2 separate regions of the Homo sapiens genome follow, and region 1 is linked to region 2. Evidence: chromatin loops called from intact Hi-C (ENCODE). Cell type or tissue: ascending aorta. All regions are shown on one strand. Links, peaks and the distances in the headings refer to the core of each region. The heading gives the core; the rest is flanking DNA.

What was found. A loop is a pair of places that touch in the nucleus more often than their neighbours do. Peaks named below come from ENCODE experiments on the same cell type or tissue, not always from the same donor. Only the 100,000 strongest peaks of a DNase experiment are listed, where the experiment ranks them.
Region 1: a loop joins it to region 2, with 6 times the contacts of the local background. A loop is called at or near these places in 1 of 110 quality-filtered maps.

The regions. Positions count from the first base shown.
Region 1 is chr2:70,974,835-70,980,207 of GRCh38, forward strand. ANKRD53 (ankyrin repeat domain 53) reads left to right here and starts at 3,796. Exons shown (of 6, transcript NM_001115116.2): 1 at 3,796-3,981; 2 at 4,263-4,509; 3 at 4,827-5,026. The coding sequence starts at 3,812. It overlaps LOC105374795 (a long non-coding RNA gene), which reads right to left. Exons shown (of 2, transcript XR_001739534.2): 2 at 1-1,474. RefSeq lists an enhancer at 2,426-2,695 and silencers at 3,723-3,812, 4,173-4,232. In ascending aorta, for the core only: a CTCF peak has its summit at 2,715 (motif pointing left); DNase peaks (open chromatin) are centred at 2,197, 2,707, 3,257, 4,057 and 1 weaker place; H3K4me3 peaks cover 2,922 bases; H3K27ac peaks cover 3,413 bases.
Region 2 is chr2:70,245,274-70,250,646 of GRCh38, forward strand. It overlaps TIA1 (TIA1 cytotoxic granule associated RNA binding protein), which reads right to left and starts at 3,355. Exons shown (of 13, transcript NM_022173.4): 1 at 3,132-3,355. The coding sequence starts at 3,157. It overlaps TRG-CCC2-1 (tRNA-Gly (anticodon CCC) 2-1), which reads right to left and starts at 3,788; the gene lies at 3,718-3,788. RefSeq lists enhancers at 2,121-2,936, 2,937-3,751. In ascending aorta, for the core only: no CTCF peak of the experiment used is centred there; DNase peaks (open chromatin) are centred at 2,948, 3,428, 3,768 and 4,257; H3K4me3 peaks cover 3,624 bases; H3K27ac peaks cover 3,071 bases.

The DNA of each region.
Region 1 (5,373 bases), core at 125-5,124, 730 kb after region 2:
AGTGAAAGTGTCAGCTTCCACAGCCTAGGCCCATCTTAGGGTGTGTTCCTGCTCAGACAAATGGATCTCAGCACTCCAAGCATGATTCTTTAGTTTCACGTACCTGGCCATTTCTCTGGGGTGTACCACTCCTCCTGGAAGACAGCACAGGGCCAGGTTCCAATGTCCCCTGGGTCTTCACAGTGCCCCTAGCCCACACAGCTCTTTTCTGGGACTATCCCACTGGTTCTAATTCTTTTACCCAATAGAGGCTTTAACCTCAGGAGTTTTTACTAGTCAAGCTTCAGTTGAAAGTGACAGAAGCTCAATCTAAACTAGCTTAAGCTTCAAGAGGATCCTGGGGTGGTTTAGAGAATAGATGAGGAGCATCTGGCCTTGGGCACTGGCCCTGGAGTGTACAGACAGTGCCTCTCTAGGTTCTCCCCCAACTGCTCCCTGATGGACCTGCTCCCCTCAGCCTTCCATCTCCCTTGCCTGGAGCTGTAGAACCAGTTAATCTGGAGCCACACCCTTACCATCACCTTCCAAAGAAGAAATTGAACCCTTCTCTGGGCATTTTCTGCTGTCTGCCCTTCTCATGGTCCAGCTTCTGTTGTTCCACCAGGCGTTATCTGTTTGCCCAGCTGCATGGCTGTGACCAAGGGTCTTTAGGATAACACATTCTCTCCCCCCGGGGACTCTGCTAGTTTCCTGTTTCTTCCTCCCTTACTCTATTGACCCTTCTCCCTCAAAATCACCTGCAGCCTCTTGCCTCCCTGACTGAGGCAGAAAGGCCTTAAAGTGGTTCTCAACCCTGGCTACACACGAGAATCACCTGGAGAACTTTACAAATACCAATGCCCAGGCCCCAAACCAGATGAATTAATCAGAATCTGTAGGGGTAAGACCCCTGCATTGGTGTTTGTACAGCCAGGGTTGCAAAACACTGGTATAGAGATGTAAGATACCCCAGTTCAAGATAGTGAGGATGAACTTGGAGAGGTACTGAGATGCTCTCTCCAACCCCACCACATACACAGGGTCCTGTTGTAATTATTAGAATCCTAACACCCCAGAAGCAACAATAGCCCAGGAAATCTTCAAACTGTATCCCTGAAAAGCACTGTCACTTTATCTCAACTTGAAGCCAGTTGCTAAGGCCCTACCTGGGGCAGATAGCCAGCATGATTTGCTAGTTTTGAAGGTGTTTGCCAGGTATGCTGAGTCCTGGCTACTGGGGTTGGCAGACAAGTGCGCTCTCAGAAGACAGTACCCTGGAAAGGGAGAAACGTGATTCTGGGTGGATAATCTGTATTCTTGTCCCTCTCTGCAGGTCACTGTGGTCTTAGGGGACCTTCTGTCCTTTTCTTAGGGGAAATACCTGGAACGCTGGGGTACAGAGGAGAGACCATGGTAGGGGTGGAGTGATGTAGTCAGATATGCCCAGAGTTGACCCTGGAGCCACAGGAGCCTTCTGATAAACTTGGGGTCATTCCTGTTGAGAAGGGATGAGAATGTGGATGGCTCAGTAAGACAACACTGATTCAAGCAACAGTTATTGCTTAGCTACTCTATATTCTAAAAAGTCAAAAGGCAAACTGAGGAAAATATTGACAACAAATATAACATACATAAAGGGTCACTATGCTAATAAGTTTTACAGATCAGTAAGAAACACATTAAGGCCCTCAAAGAACCATGTGAGTAAAAGAATTCCTAGAAGACAAAACCACTGATAATTAAATGTTTAACCCTTGTTGGTAATCAAAGAGCCACATTAGAACATCATTTCCACTACCAAATTAGTGAACATTTACTTAAAATCCTAATATCTGATGCTAGCAATGGTTTGAATAGTTCTTCTTTGAGTAATAGCAGATTCACAGGTAGTGCTTCTCTGCTAGCACTGTTCTCATTGTTTGCATTCCTTCATTCCTTGTAAAGTAGGTGCTATTATCCCCATTTTGCTGCTGTAGCAACTTGTAGGGACCAGCCCCACAGGGTGGGTGGGTTTTTCTCCCCGTGTGCGGAGATGAGAGATTGTAGAAATAAAGACACAAGACAAAGAGATAAAAGAAAAGACAGCTGGGCCCGGGGGACCACTACCACCAAGAGGGCAGAGATCGGTAGTGGCCCCGAATGCCTGGCTGTGCTGTTATTTATTGGATACAAGGCAAAAGGGGCAGGGTAAGGAGTGTGAGTCATCTCCAATGATTGATAAGGTCACGTGAGTCACGTGTCCACCGGACAGGGGGCCCTTCCCTGCTTGGCAGCCGAGGTGGGTGGGGGTGGGGGCGGGGACAGGGGGAGGGAGAGAGAGAGAGAGAGAGAGGACAGCTTACGCCATTATTTCTGTGTATCAGAGACTTTTAGTACTTTCACTAATTTTGCTACTGCTATCTAGAAGGCAGAGCCAGATGTACAGGATGGAACATGAAAGTGAAACAGGAGTGTGACCGCTGAAGTACAGCGTCACAGGGAGATGTTTAGGCCTCCAGATAACTGTGGGCGGGCCTGACTGATGTCAAGCCCTCCACAAAAGGTGGTGGAGTAAAGTCTTCTCTAAACTCCCCCTGGGAAAGGGAGACTCCCTTTCCCGGTCTGCTAAGTAGCGGGTGCTTTTCCTTTGCATTGATGCTACCGCTAGACCACGGTCCGCCAGACCAGGGTCCGCCAGACCACGGTCCACTTGGTAACCGGCGTCTTCCCAGACGCTGGCATTACCGCTAGATCAAGGAGCCCTCTGGTGGCCCTGTCCGGACATAACAGAAGGCTCGCACTCTTGTCTTCTGGTCACTTCTCACTATGTCCCTTTGGTTCCTATCTCTCTATGGCCTGGTTTTTCCTAGGTTATGATTATAGAGCGAGGATTATTACAATATTGGAATAAAGAGTAATTGCTACAAACTAATGATTAACGATATTCATATATAATCACGTCTATGATCTAGATCTAGATCTAGTATAACTCTTGTTGTTTTGTATATTTTATTATACTGGAACAGCTTGTGCCCTCGGTCTCTTGCCTTGGCACCTGGGTGGCTTGCCGCCCACAGAAACTAAGTCAGATAACTTGCCAAAAGCCACACTGCTGATGTGCAGCGCACCCGCTTCACTGCAGGTGGAAGTGGAAGTGAATAATAACCTTCCTGGAAGGCAGTCTGCAAGCCCATATTGACAGCTGAAAAATATTCATTCCCTTTCACCTAGTGATTCGACTCCCAGGAATCCATTCTAAGAAAACAACCAGAGTTGAGCCATTTCGTTCTTGGCAGCACATGTGAAACAATGGCACATCCATTATGACGCTGGGCTCTGGTTGCGTCATAATGTACGTTTAGTATGTGGAGTGACAATGGGCGCTAGCTCGTAATATAATGCTATTAATAAACGAAAAGAGATACAAAAAATAGTCATGATATGCATATATATTGCAATAAACCATGATTTCTGTGCGTGGTGGGATGGTAATTTTTAATTTCCACATTGAATATTTCTGTTTTCTACTTATTAGTTTGATAATCGGAAACAAAAGCCAAGTGTCTTTGTTGTTTGTGTGTTTGATGCTGAGTTTCCCGGGCAGCAGGACTGGGAGGTTGAGTGGGGGTTTTGGCTCAGACCGGGAGCAGAGCGGCGGGTGGGGAGCGGCAGGCGGGCAGGGTCCCCGGAGGCCCCCGGGCTCTGCCCCTCCAGCTAGAGAGGCAGCCGAACCCTAGCGGCCTGGAAGGGGCCGGGAAACCGCGGCCAGCTGGCAAGGAGTGGCCCCCGGGGGCGGGGCGCCGGCGGGTGTGTGAGTAGCCCGCCCGGCCCGGGTCCGAGTTCCAGCCCCGCGATGGCCTCCGCGGGCAGCACCGCTCGGCGGGCGGGCTCCGGAAGCTGGCACTCAGAAAGGGGAGAAGGGAGAGGTGCTCGGCCGCAGCCAACTCCAAGTGGCTCCATGCAGCAGGCGAACAAAGTCTCCTTGAAGGCCACCTGGACTGACGCGGAGTCCAAGCAGCCCAGGTGGGTAGCGGGAGAAGGTGTCCCGGCTGCAGGGAGCGAGAACCCGGCCCAGCGCCTCCCTGGTGGGCAGGGCCTGGAGCGGGCGGGGGCGGAGGCTGCGGCCCGAGAAGCCAGCAGAGACAGGCTGGGGCCAGGGATCGCCTCCCGAGAGGTGCCTAGGCCGTGGCCCAGAGTCGCTTCCCCACTGCCCCGCCCACCAGCCAGGCGGGGGCCAGGGATCGCCTCCCGAGAGGTGCCCGGGCCGTGGCCCAGAGTCGCTTCCCCACTGCCCCGCCCTCCAGCCAGCCCCTGCCCGACCTCGCAGACCACCTCAGTGCGCAGGCGACTGCCCTCGCCAGGCCGCGCCGCCCTGCCTCGCTCACCCCGCCCCGCGCTGACCCCAGCCCCAGCAAGGAGTCCGACCAGACGGCAATCGACCAGACGGCGATCGGGAGCTACTACCAGCTGTTCGCAGCGGCTGTGGGCAACGTGGAATGGCTGCGATTCTGTCTGAACCAGAGCCTCAGGGAAATCCCCACCGACGACAAGGTAAGGTCTTGAGTGTTGGGGCAAAGACCGAGGTCCCTCTCCCGCTACGCTGCTCGGAGTGGTCACCTGGAGAAGAGATATCCTTTTCTGGGTAGATCTTCCTAATTTAACTCATCTTCTGGCTGTGGAAGGACCATTTTGGGGGCAGGGAGGTTGGGTGGGCTGATGAACACACACTGGTTAATTAGCAAAAGGGTGTGAGCATTCCTGGGGACACAGGGAAGAAAGTGAAGGTAACCCCAATAAATTTATATAAATTGTGGACCCTGGGACCTCAGTCCCACTCAGCCTCCTCCTGCCTGCTCTGAACCTCACAGGGCTTCACTGCCATCCACTTCGCCGCCCAATGGGGCAAGCTTGCATGCCTGCAGGTCCTGGTAGAGGAGTACAAGTTTCCCGTGGACCTGCTGACCAACAATAGCCAGACACCCCTGCACCTCGTCATCCACAGGGACAACACCACCGTGGCCCTCCCCTGCATCTACTACCTGCTGGAGAAAGGCGCAGACCTCAATGCGTGAGTCCAGCCTGCTTCAGGAGGGAGGCTTCGGGCACAGGCACGGGCACAGCCCTACTTCCAGGCAGGCAAATCCATGCAGGACAAGCAGAGGGGTTGCTGGAGGTGACAAGGATTGGGTCCCACATAAAGCAGTCAGGAATCCACATGGTGTAATAAAGAGACTGGGCTTTAGCCGGGCATGGTGGCTCATGCCTATAATCCCAACACTTTGGAAGGCCGAGGCAGGCGGATCACCTGAGGTCAGGAGTTCAACACCAGCATGACCAACATGGAGAAACCCCATCTCTACTAAAAATACAAAATTAGCAGGGCATGGTGGCGCATGCCTGTAATCCCAGCTATTC
Region 2 (5,373 bases), core at 320-5,319:
ACCATGCCTGGCCAGCTGCAGGCTTTTAAAGATGGTCTATAATTTACAGATCTGCATCTTAGCAAATGGGAAAGCCGCACAATAACAGTATAGTTATCTCAAAAGAGAACACTCATGCATTTGAGAGTAAACCACACAAAGGATATTAAGGTGTCTGGATTTGAGGGAATTAACTTTCATCAACTAACACCAGCAATGTTTTTCTAGTCTAGTGTGTAGCTTTTAGTTCACAAGTTGAATATTTTTAAAGTAACCAAGGCCAATTCAGACTCACTATACACGTATTTTTATTTTTTTACTGTGGAAAATTTCAAATTTATATATGGAGAAGAGTAGTATACATCACCCATATGCTCACTACAAATGTTTGAACTTATTAACTGTACCTTGAATACTCCTCAAAATAATCTTGCAGTATAAACTTTCGGGAAGTTTGTCTCAGAATATGATTCCAAAGTATTGGTGACAAGAAATCAAATACTGGTATTCTCTAACTTAACATGGAGATGCCGAACACTCAGATGTAGCAAATGAAGGAATTTCCAGTGAGCCATTTAGGTATGTGGGTGATAAAAATTCAGACTCTATTTTATCCTCAAGAAAGAGTAAAATCTTAATTCACTGCTTGAAATTCTACCAGATTTTTTTTTTTTTTTTTTTTTTTTTTGAGATGGAGCCTCCCTCCTGTTGCACAGGCTGGAGTGCAATGGCGCAACCTCGGCTCACTGCAACCTCCACCTCCCGGGTTCAAGCGATTCTCCTTCCTCAGCCTCCCGAGTAGCTGGGATTACAGGCATGCGCCACCATGCTCAGTTAATTTTTGTATTTGTAGTAGAGACAGGGTTTCGCCATGTTGGCCAGGCTGGTCTTGAACTCCTGCCCTCAAGTGATCCACCCTCCTCAGCCCCCCAAAGTGTTAGGATTATAGGCGTGAGCCACTGTGCCCAGCCAATTATACCAGTTTCTTAAACAAATGTATTGATTACTTACCATGGACCACACTAAGAACATATATTGAGAGGCTGTGTTTTTAATGTGCTAAGAACTCTGCTAAGAACATATATTAAAAGCCTCTGACTTCCAGGGTCATTAAAGCAAAAATCTTACATTAAAATTAAAAACACTATTAGGAAAACTTAGGGATTAGTACCCTCATGTTTGGTCAAGGTTTGCCTGACTAGAAAAATGGGAGTTTGGGTTGAGGGAGGTAGAAACAAGAGAAGACTTTTACAGTATGACTACTTTGAGGAAGAGTTTCTTGGATGGGGTGTATTAGTGAGGGATACAAGGCAAAATAAGTAATAAATGTAATAGTTAAAAGTTGAGGACAGGCCAGGCGCAGTGGCTCACACCTGTAATCCCAGCACTCTGGGAGGCCGAGGTGTGCGGATCACCTGAGGTCAGGAGTTCGAGACCAGCTTGGCCGACATGGTGAAACCCCATCTCTACTAAAAATACAAAAATTAGCCGGGCATGGTGGTGCCCGCATGTAGTGCCAGCTACTTGGGAGGGTGAGGCAGGAGAATCATTTAAACCCAGGAGGTGGAGGTTGCAGTGAGCCGAAATCGCATCACTGCACTCTAGCCTTGCAGCCTGGGTGACAAAGTGAGACTCCATCTCAAAAAATTAAAAAGTAAAAACAAAATTAAAAAGTTAAAAAGTTAAGTGGTCAGATACTTCTGCAGTTTCTAAAATTAAACATTTTCAAACTAATACTGAGAATATTAAGTTTACATTATAAAACACGAGCAGTGCCTTAACCCAAAATGCTGATGACTGTCATAGCTAAGAGGCAAGAGGGAAGAGATTCCACCAACACCGTGAGGCTAGTAGTTTTTTAGGGAGTATTCATCTACAGATACAATCTTTCCTAAAACAAAGGTCATGCACTAATTGCTACGTCCTACTGAAAAGATACTTTCTGAGCCTCAGGAATAGAGAAAAGAAATTTCAAGGTTACTAACAGATTAACTGACAATCTATTAAGAAAACAAGTGTAACCACATTTCCAATATAGACAAGAAATAGCAACTTAAAAGTGGAAAAATTTTGGAGGTAAAAAAACAATTACATCGTACTTCAGAGCAACTTTATTAGAGAGCTGCAAAGAGAAACCTAAAATTGCATTTTTAATGCATGGAGCTCTCAAACTGCCAGTATTCCAAGAATATAAACAAAAAGCTATGTCATCCAAGAAAAACAAAAAGCTATGTCAAGAACTCATTGAGCTTTTCTTCTTCCGAGAAATGCCAACAAAGGCAGGATCAACTCATCCGATAATACCTCGAAAAACAAAGAACGCAGTTGGGGAAGCCACACGACAAAGAAAATATCCACGCTCCGGTAATTTAACGCTATCTCTAAAAATTCTCTGTAAATATGTTAGGGCATTTACAGCCCGCTCGTTCAACACCATGTCAATCACAACAGTAGTAAACGACTATAAAAATAATATTAAATCCATTTCCCCTCAATTGATATATTCCTTCTGGGTGAGATTTCCAAATCCTTGGGGTGTCTGGTTAGGCTTTTTGGTCGGTGGGTGCTACAGAAGGAAAGCCAGAGGTTAAAGAAAAATGCTTGGCTTTTTTCCAATTGGCAACTGCAAGAATAAAGTTTACTGCACTGAAAATGAGTACAAGCACCCTCGAGGAGGAAAAAAAATCTTATCACCGAGAAGAAAATGAAAGGAAGAATTTCAGTAGGAAATCAAAAGTAAAATTAAAGGGAGACGGCTGTAAAGATAAGAAGAGGTTAATCAAAAAGGGGGAGAAGCGGGAAAAGGAAAGAAAGCATAGGACAAAAGGAAGGTTCGACGAGTTCTAAAAAGAGGTCTGAATTAAAGTCTTTTCTCCAGGTCTAAGACCACAGAGGGCCCGTGGCGAGAGCAAAGGTCATGCAATGGTGTTGCTAAAGTGAAGGGATTAATTGAGAGGGTTGAGCCCCGTCTCCCTTCACCTCGTCCTCACAGATTGGGTCTTGGTTGTAAGCATCCAGGTGCATGCTAAGGAAACAAAAACCACGATATCGCGGTGTCCACGGAGAACAATAGGCTGGGAGCGGCGCAGGGCCGAGGCCTTCCCTCCGGGACGACCACCATCCCGCCTCCCTCATCGCTGCCCCAGACTCACAGAGTCTTGGGCATCTCGTCCTCCATGGCTGCTGCTGTCGCGGCGGCGCCTCCAGGTCCAGCTCCCTGCCCTTCACTACCTCCCAAATCGTTTAAGCGGTTATGGCTACAGGATAGTGGGGTTTCTCGGCTGACCAGAGGTTACTCCGCCTCCTCCTCCGGCGGCAATTACACTAAACCGCCCGGCCCAGCGGGAACAATGAAACCCCAATACAAGATGGCGGCGAGCCGGGAGCCTAGGAGCAGCCAGCAAAGTTACCCGGGCCGCGCAGGCGCAGAATAATCTTGCACTCTCAACCTCCGGGCCGCCCGGCTACACCTTAATCCATAGGTTCACTTGTTGCGCAGCCGCTCTTCCACCCGACGCGAGGGACGCCTCAGACTGCGCAGGCGCAAGTATTAACTACTTCACGATTTGCGTGAACTTTTTTGTCTTCTGGCTGCGGATTCGAGTGTTTCGACCGCGAATTATGAGGGAGTGGAAACCTTCAGGGACAGTAAAAAGCCTAAATCTTTCCTCTTTTGGAAAGATATATAAAGACTCTTCAAGCTATCTGGTTTTTAGCGAGCGAGAAGCAAAACGCCTATGCGCCGCCCGGGAATCGAACCCGGGTCGCAAGAATGGGAATCTTGCATGATACCACTACACCAGCGGCGCTGTTGACATGCCCAGCCGCCACAGTATTTTAGGAGGAAATAGAAGCAGACGTTCTCTCATGTGAAAAGAATTGTCATGTATTATTTATTCATTTAAAAGTAAAAGTTTATTGACAGTCTGTAATCTTCTGTTTTCCAATAACATAAATAATTTATCTTTTCTCATCCCAAACATAGGAATGGATGTTTCAACTTTCTCTGTACAGAAAAAAAATTTCAATTTAAAATGTTTACTTAAGAAATAAGAAAAAAGAAAAAAAGTTTTACTTAAAAAAGTAAGGATTTTATTAAGAATTTGCGTCGTTGGTGCTAGCCAGATTTTTCAGCGCGGGGAGGATATTTCCAGATGCCAGATTTTTATTTATATTTGCATTTCTTCCGTGTATTGATTGCACATTGAAAAGCATTTAAGAAATAGCTGTTTAGGCCGGGGGCAGTGGCTCACGCCTGTTATTCCAGCACTTTGGATGGCTGAGGCGGGCGGATCACCTGAGATCAGGAGTTCGAGACCAGCCTGACCAACATGGCGAAACCCTGTCTCTACTAAAAATACAAAAATTAGCTGGATGTGGTGGTGGGGGCCCGTAATCCCAACTACTCAGGAGGCTGAGGCAGGAGAATCCTTGAATCTGGGAGGTGGAGATTGCAGTGAGCCGAGATCTTGCCATTGCACTCCAGCCTGGGCAACAGAACGAGGATCCGTCTCAAAAAACAAACAAAGAAACAAACAAAAAACCCCAGCTATTTAATGCAAATTGGTCACAAGAATCTTAAAAGTAAACAAGTCAAAAGATACATAAACTTCAGTCCAACTTTAGGAGGCAGAGAAATTAGAGCTCTGAAATGTGATTCAGTATACTCTGTATGCATTTCACATTGCTTATTATATATATATGTCACTAAAGTAATCCTATGTCTAGGAATCTATCCTACAGAAATAAAACAATTAATTTATAAAGATTTATGTGCCAAGATACAACTGCAGCATTGTTTACAGTAGAAAAAAATGGAGTAACCTGAATATCCATCAATGCCACTTATGGTAATTTATTCAATTTACACCAAATACATGTGGAACTTTTTCTTTTTCTTTCTTTCTTTTTTTTTTTTGAGACAGTCTCGCTCTATCTCCCAGGCTGGAGTGCAGTGACACAATCTTGGCTCACTGCAACCTCTGCCTCCCAGGTTCAAGCGATTCTCCTGCCTCAGCCTCCCTAGTAGCTGGGATTACAGACGTGCGCCACCACCTAAATTAGCCTAACTAATTTTTGTATTTTAGTAGAGACAGGGTTTTGCCATGTTGGCCAGGCTGGTCTTGAACTCCTGACCTCAGGTGATCTGCCTGCCTTAGCCTCCCAAAGTGCTGAGATAACAGACGTGAGCCGCTGCCCCCAGATGGAACATTCATTTTATGGACTATTTTGCAGTTATTGAAAAGCTATTAATCAGATCTGTAGTGTTGAACTGGAAAATATCTATGATGTAAGTTTATTTAAGTTGTAGAAATATTTTTTAAACATAGGAGAATTTACACATCGAAAAACGTGATGTCGGCTGAGCGGGGCGGCTCACGCCTGTAATCCCAG